2 separate regions of the Homo sapiens genome follow, and region 2 is linked to region 1. The links are chromatin contacts, found by Hi-C or POLR2A ChIA-PET in ENCODE. All regions are on one chromosome and are shown on one strand. Each heading gives the region's core, a stretch centred on a gene start or an enhancer-like site at or near the end of the contact. The rest is flanking DNA. Distances are from core to core; before and after follow the strand shown. Region 1 overlaps SEMA4D (semaphorin 4D). Region 2 has its middle 57 kb from the start of SECISBP2.

Evidence for each region. Hi-C counts contacts between places; a loop is a spot of excess contacts on that map. ChIA-PET counts read pairs that join two places held with the same protein, here RNA polymerase II (POLR2A). Pooled maps may share reads with other maps.
Region 2: a map with no recorded cell type shows a loop between it and region 1 (3-fold over the local background). The contact joins two enhancer-like sites. A Hi-C loop is called at or near these places in 1 of 168 maps with a recorded cell type or tissue (endothelial cell of umbilical vein), 1 of 37 single-sample maps with no recorded cell type and 2 of 50 pooled maps. POLR2A ChIA-PET finds 5 or more read pairs at or near these places in 3 of 52 experiments (A549, Caco-2 and activated CD4-positive, alpha-beta T cell).

What each region holds. Positions count from the first base shown.
Region 1 is chr9:89,463,446-89,466,560 of GRCh38, reverse strand. The region is part of intron 1 of SEMA4D (semaphorin 4D); the gene reads left to right. Among named protein-coding and RNA genes, the nearest start is that of SEMA4D, 33 kb to the left of the region's middle. RefSeq lists enhancers at 1-219, 220-916, 2,105-2,164 and a silencer at 2,675-2,744. Within about 2 kb of position 1,865, at least 8 of the 41 ENCODE cell types and tissues checked have a DNase peak (open chromatin) inside an H3K27ac peak, as active enhancers do.
Region 2 is chr9:89,373,528-89,377,020 of GRCh38, reverse strand. It overlaps a transcript of SEMA4D not described here. Among named protein-coding and RNA genes, the nearest start is that of SECISBP2, 57 kb to the right of the region's middle. RefSeq lists an enhancer at 986-1,095 and a silencer at 1,566-1,625. Within about 2 kb of position 1,585, at least 7 of the 41 ENCODE cell types and tissues checked have a DNase peak (open chromatin) inside an H3K27ac peak, as active enhancers do.

The DNA.
Region 1 (3,115 bases), core at 616-3,115:
ACTGCGTATGGTCTAGACAGAAAGGTCACTCACAGAGGTCATGGGCAGCCCTCGGTACATATGGAGAGCAGTCAAGCATGTGTTCACCTGGCCTGTGAGTGTTAGCGTGTCCCAGGTGTTGTAGGTGTGGATGCCTGGGGAAAGCCGGAAGGGAAAGGCCCCAGGCAGCCCTCTGTCTAAGGTTGTGGATTCTTAGAGGTGTTCGAGGAGCCCAGAAAGAATTCCAGATTGGCAGAAAGAAAAGGCGTTTCTGAAAATGAGTCTGCATCACTACGTGGGAACTCAGAGCGGAGTGATCACCCTATTTTTTGTACAAGTCAGGGGAAATTATGTTTGTGTGTGTCATTGAGCATTTCGTGTGCCTGATCCCTTGGTGTGTGCCCCAGGAGCTGCGGCACTGTGCTACGGAAGCCCCTAGCCAGGCCAGGGCTGCAAACTGCCTGGCGTGCACCCTGTGTGGTCCTGCCCCTTCATGGTGCCTTGGACACCTCGGCTTCTCACTGTGTCACATGGTGGACCATCTCCTCAAGCCCCAGTGCTCCAGTGAGCCCACCTTCCCCCCTGCCTCCAAGAAATGCAGGAGTCACTCCTGACACCATCTCTAGACACACCTTATTCTGCAGCATCACCTTCCCATCGGCTAAAGCTGGTTTCCTCCTAAACCTGTGGACTCCATCTTCTCCTCATTCCACCTTGGACTTGGGCATAGGCAGCCTTTGAATGGAGCACTGGGGCCACCCAGGGCTCACCTGTCTTTGTACAGCTCTGTAAGTCATAGATATCCGAAGGCAATGCAAATAATCCTTGTCCCTAGACGTGCAAATGGGTTCAGCCTCCTGGAGAGACAATTGACTCCCCATGGAAAAGGCTGGTATTGTGTCCGTTGGAAATTCATGTCAATATTCTTTTACTCTGTATTATTTTTTTCTTGAGGTGAAATTCACATAACATAAAGTTAATCATATTAAAGTGAATAGTTCCATGGCAGTTAGTACATTTGCAATGTTGTGCAACCTCTAGCTCCAAGACATTTCCAGCACCCCAAAAGGAAGCCCCCTAATTATCAATCCATCATGGCCCAATCCATCCCCATTCCCCCAGCCAACTCCATGTCTTTTTGTGATTCTTTGACTTCCCCTCTGAAGGGATTGTGACACCTCCTTGGTTCTCTTGTGAGTGATGATTTAATAATGTTTTTAATGCATGGTCATTTTTTTTAAGTGACCCGTTAGCAGCCATCACCCCTGGGCTGAGTGGCCAGCAATCTCACCGGATGGATGGTGCTGGTTTCCTGGGGACTTAGGCCCCTCTTGTCTGTTCTCCGCGGGATGCACCGGACTAAGGGCTCTTTTTAAAGTGAGAATCTGGTCATGGAGGGCAAGGAGGAACATTCTGTGGGCGGATCTTCCCAGTCTTGTCTGTGGGTCTGAGCCAGCGTGAGAGGCTCTTGGGTGATATGTGGAAATGTGCCCCCTTCCTGGGCTGGTCCTCTTTGCCCCTGACAGGTTGGTCAGTGAGTATTGGTTAATTATTGTGTGCTCAGTGCTTTGTAAAGCATGCGAGATGTTTATAGCTATAGAGAGGACATGGTGTCAAAAACAGAGATGCATCCAAATAAAGCAAGCAAGCTAATATAATTTAGAGCCAGCATATGCTTGCATTAGAGATGTCACTGTGGGCTGAGCAGAGAGCAGGACCCTCGCCCTGGGGGTGCTCTCCGCACCCTCCCCCCACACCCCGTGGTAACTCAGGCTTATCCAGCCCTCTCCAGGAGGCGGGGGACCCCTGCAACCCTGCCCATTTCCTAATGGACCCAAAGAATGAGGATGTGGTTTTTGTCTAGCACTCACCTCTCTGATGGTTGACCTCTGTGACTGCCTGAGTTGCTGTCAGTTTCCCCTGGGGGTGCTTCACTCTGGGGAGACCAGTGGGTTTTGAACCCTGTCCTCAGTGTCCCTGTCCTCTTCTTTGTTCCCATGATCTTGCAGGGAGAGGACCTGTTGCTGCCCTTCCTAGCTGGGGTGTTGCACCCCACATCTGAGGGGTCTCTCCTTATTGATGAACTCCTGTCTTTTCCTGTCCAGATCCTGGGCATTGGGGAGGTGGCCAGAGGCAGCCTGGCTGCGCCCTGCTGCTGGACTTGTAATGTGTTGCCCCCCACCCCCAACTGTGGCTGCCTTGCCCCTGAGGTCCTCAGCCCCACCCCAGCTGTTTATAATCATCCGAAACCCAGGTCGGAAGGCAGGATTTCCAGCCATTCCTTTTTTCTCACAGGTAGCATCTTGGTGAAATAATTCAATTTACAATTAAGTATTTTTGTTTTACATCTTCAACATGATTAGAACAAAGTGTCCTTGGTCCCTGAGAGCGTAGTGCATCTGAGAGAAGAGAGGAAGAAACAGGCTCACAGTGCGGTTTTGTGGCAGTTTTCTTGGGGGTGGGGGAAGGTGAGTCACACTCTCCATTTTTGACTGGTGTTCTGATTCTGAAATTTAAGAAAAGCACATAGAACCCCAAAAGCACGTGTCTAAGGTGGAAAGTGGAGAAAGTGCCCCCATGACTGCAAGGGTTGAAGTTAAGCCTTTGGCTCTAGTTGGCACGATTTGGTTCTTTTTTTTTTTTTGTCTGAGACGGAGTCTTGCTCTGTCACCCAGGCTGGAGTGCAGTGGTGCAATCTCGGCTCACCGCAACCTCCACCTCCTGGGTTCAAGCAAGCCTCCTGCCTCAGCCTCCCAAGTAGCTGGGATTACAGGTGCCCGCCGCCACACCCTGCTAATTTTTATATTTTTAGTAGAGATGGGGTTTCACCATGTTGGCCAGGCTGATCTTGAACTCCTGACCTCGTGATATGCCCGCCTCAGCCTCCCAAAGTGCTGGGATTACAGGCGTGAGCCACCATGCCCGGCCCACCATTTGGTTCTTTAAACACAACATAGAGACCTTGTGTTGTGAATACACTTTGGAGACTGGTTGACGCTAATTAGTTTTGTACCTCCCCACCTCTGCTGCGAAAATGAAAAAGCAGCAGCGAAAAAGGGCTGGTCATGACCTGGATGAGAAAGAGCAAGTCTGGGACTTGATCATGAAAAGCCCCCAAGTAGCCCTGCTGAACAGA
Region 2 (3,493 bases), core at 336-2,835, 89 kb after region 1:
CTCCTCTTCCCTGTCCTGTCTGGGCCATGTGGGGGACAGGAGGCTTTCCTCTCCCTGGACCCCCTGGCCAGCCTCGGGTGCGGGGCCCGACAGCAGCTCGAGGGTCTCCTTGCTGCCGCCCTTCCTGAGTGACCAGGCACAGCACGTGCACGCCCTGGGGAACTTCTACCTCTTCTGCCAGGCCACAGGTGAGTTGGGCCCTCTCTGTCCCCTGTGCCCTGTCCATCTGTCTCCTCCCACAGGTGGGGGGCGGGCGGGGGCATCCTCCACATCCCTCCACATGTTCCTTTACCTTCCTTATCTGTCCTGGCTGCGTCCCTCGGGTTGAGCCGTTTCACGCTTTCATTGTGGGTCCATCCCGAGGGAAACTGTAGACAGTGTGAAGCCACTTCTAGTGTACAGGGGTCAACCAGTGTTTTCTGTAAAGGGCTAGATATTTAGGCCTTGTGGGCTGCAGGCTGTGTCACAGCCACTAAGCTCTGCTGTTGTATTGTAAAACCAGCCATAGTCAATACACAACGAGTGGTCAGGGCTGTGTGCCAGTAAAACTTTATTTATAAAAATGCACGGTGGGCCAGATTTGCCCCAAAGGCCCCAGTTTCCCAACCTGTGGTATATAGGATTGCTTCTCCCTTAAAAAAAAAAAAAATTTCAAGAGACAGGGTCTCCCTCTGTCACCAAGGCTGGAGTGCAGTGACACAATCATAGCTCACTGCAGCCCCTGCCTCCTGGGCTTAAGCCATCCTCCTGCCTCAGCCTCCAGAGCCAGAGTGCTTCTATTTCTGCTAACAATTTGGAGGTTGATATACGTGGTATTTGGAAATTTTAAAAAATTAAGAGCTTCCAGAATGGGAGTTGTTTTAATGACTTGCTTCGTGGTATTTAAAAGCGGAAAAGATTGGCGGGCATAATCCCCCTGCTTTGGGAGGCCAAGGCAGGAGGATTGCTTGAAGCCAGGAGTTTCACAGCAGCTTGAGCAACATAGCGAGACCTGATCTCTACCCAAAAATGTGAAAAAAACTAACCAGGCTTGGTGGCACGTGCCTTGAGGATTGTTTGAGCCCAGGAGTTTGAGGTTACAGTAAGGTATGATGGTGCCACTGCACTCCAGCCTAGATCACAGAACAAGACCCTGTCTCAAAAATCATCATCATTATAAAAACAGAAAAGATTGAGAGTCTAGTGTACTCCTCTGGGACCTGGAGGCATTTGCCCTGGATTGGAAAATACTCGGATGGGATATCTGCTCTTGAAAGATAGTAGATGTCCAGAACCACACTTCAAAGATGTATCCTGTGCTTCAGGCAGTGCGTGGTAGCCCTGGTGGCCCCTGTGTTGTCATCTGACTGATCAGTAGATACAGAAAGAAAGGAAGTGGCCTGTTAGAGCCTGCCCCGGGGGAGGGATGAAGTTAATGAAGAGGAAAAGCAAACCCAATTGCTCTCTTTTTAAACATGTTAAACACACTGTCAGTAGCTCCTGAGAGTTTTAAGGTGCTGCCCTCTCCTGTTAAACAAGCTCTGAGAGCCCCAGGTGGCCCATGTCTGCTGAGGCCAGAATGTCCCTTGGCAGCCAGCACTGGACAGGAGAAGCTGCCGGTGAGCATGGAGCACTGTGGAGACGGAGCTTTGCTAGGCTGGCTTGTGTGGTTCCTGCCCTCCACTGGGTGCTACGGACCAAGGCTGTGCTGAGCCCCCTGTGGCCGCTCTCACAGCTGAATGGTGCTCCTCGGCCAGCTAGTTTGCCTTGGTGCAGGCATCCCAGAGGACTTCATGTCTCCATGGAGACTGTGTCCTGTCGCAGCACTGGGGTCCTTCAGGCAGACTCAGGAAGCTCCTCCTCGGTGGGGAGGCTGGGAAGCGGGCGGGTCTCTATGAACTGGCCGTGGACCCAGGGCTCCTTTGCGGGCAGATGCAGGCAGGCTGTATGGTCAGGCAATGTTGGTTGGTTATTTATTTATTTATTTTTGAGGCAGAGTCTTGCTCTGTTGCCCAGGCTGGAGTGCAGTGGCACGATCTTGGCTCACTGCAAGCTTCGCCTCCCAGGATCAAGCGATCCTCCTGCATCAGCCCCCCTAGTAGCTGGGATTACAGGCACACCTCACCATGCCCAGCTAATTTTTGTATTTTTAGTAGAGACAGGGTTTCGCCATCTTGGCCAGGCTGGTCTCAAACTACTGACCTCAGGGGATCCACCTGCCTTGGCCTCCCAAAGTGCTGGGATTACAGGCATGAGCCACCATGCCCGGCTGCTGTTACATTTTTAAATGTGAGGCTCCAGGTGTACCCCCTGTAGCTAGGCAGGCATACACACAAGCCCCTGGGGTCAGCAGGGAATGAAAGATGGGTGCCCAGGGAGAAGGGACATCACTGTTACAGCAACAGAAACCACCCCAGATATTTCAACCACAGGGCATTTAACACAGGGAATTGGTTACAAAGGTGATAGAAGGGCTGGGAACAGTGGGAAGGTGAGGTTTCCATTATCAGCCATGGGCAGGAAGAGTGAAGTGTCAAACACTCAGTCTCACTTGCTGTGCCACCGAGGCTGTGGCCGTGTGATCTGCAGCCTCTCCCTGCCCGCCACACTGCCTTCACTGCTGGAGGTCCTACTTGAAGCCACAAAAATGTTTCTTCCTTCCAACTTCCTGTCTCCTGTCAATGACTCCCATGGCCAGACCTAACAGAAAGCTGGCGGTCACAGATGGATATGGGGAATGTAGCTGTGGGCTTGCAGCAGTGTGGCCAGGAGTAGTGTGTAGAGGGTAGGGGAGCTGAGGGAGGAGGGCAGTCCTTTGCCAGTGCTCAGGATGGACTGAACAGATTGAGAACTGAGGCCCCCAGCCCTCCGCCACCCCCTTTTCACGTGGTCTTTACTTTCTCTCCAGAGGCATTTGGCCCCATCTGGGACATTCTCGTTCACTTGTTCCACTGAGGCCACAGCCTGCGAAGGCTGTGAGACCTCCCCAGGGAGCACCAGCTTAGGAGAGAGTGGCTTCAGCCTTTTCAAGGGTGGGCCGAGGCCAGGGCATCATGGGCATGCCGTGAACTCAGAGGGGCTGTGGCTGTGAATTTCCCGAGTAGGCTCCAGGGTTCTGTTGGGGTCTGTAGATGCTTCCTGCGACAGAGGCCACAGTGTGACTTGCAAGTCCCAGAGACTTTCCTGAGGAGAGTGAGTGCCATTTTCTGCCTTGTGGGCCAGGAATGAGCCATTCCAGGTGAGGCCCAGAGCCTGGAGATTGCAATACAGTGCACTCAAGGCACAGGCCTACCGCTTCTGCCTGTGTCCTCCCCCAGCCACCCAGGGCAGGGCTGCTTTGGAACTTGGCTGGGTTTTTCTTTGCTATAATGGCTGTTTTCGTGGTAGCTGTCACAGTGGTTTGGGGGCTGTCTGATTAAAGGGCTAGCAAAGTGTCTTTAGAATATGAAACTTAAGAGGACATTCGTGGCATCTTCAGTTCCCCATGCTGCGTCCTGGTGCCTGTAGCTCTGCT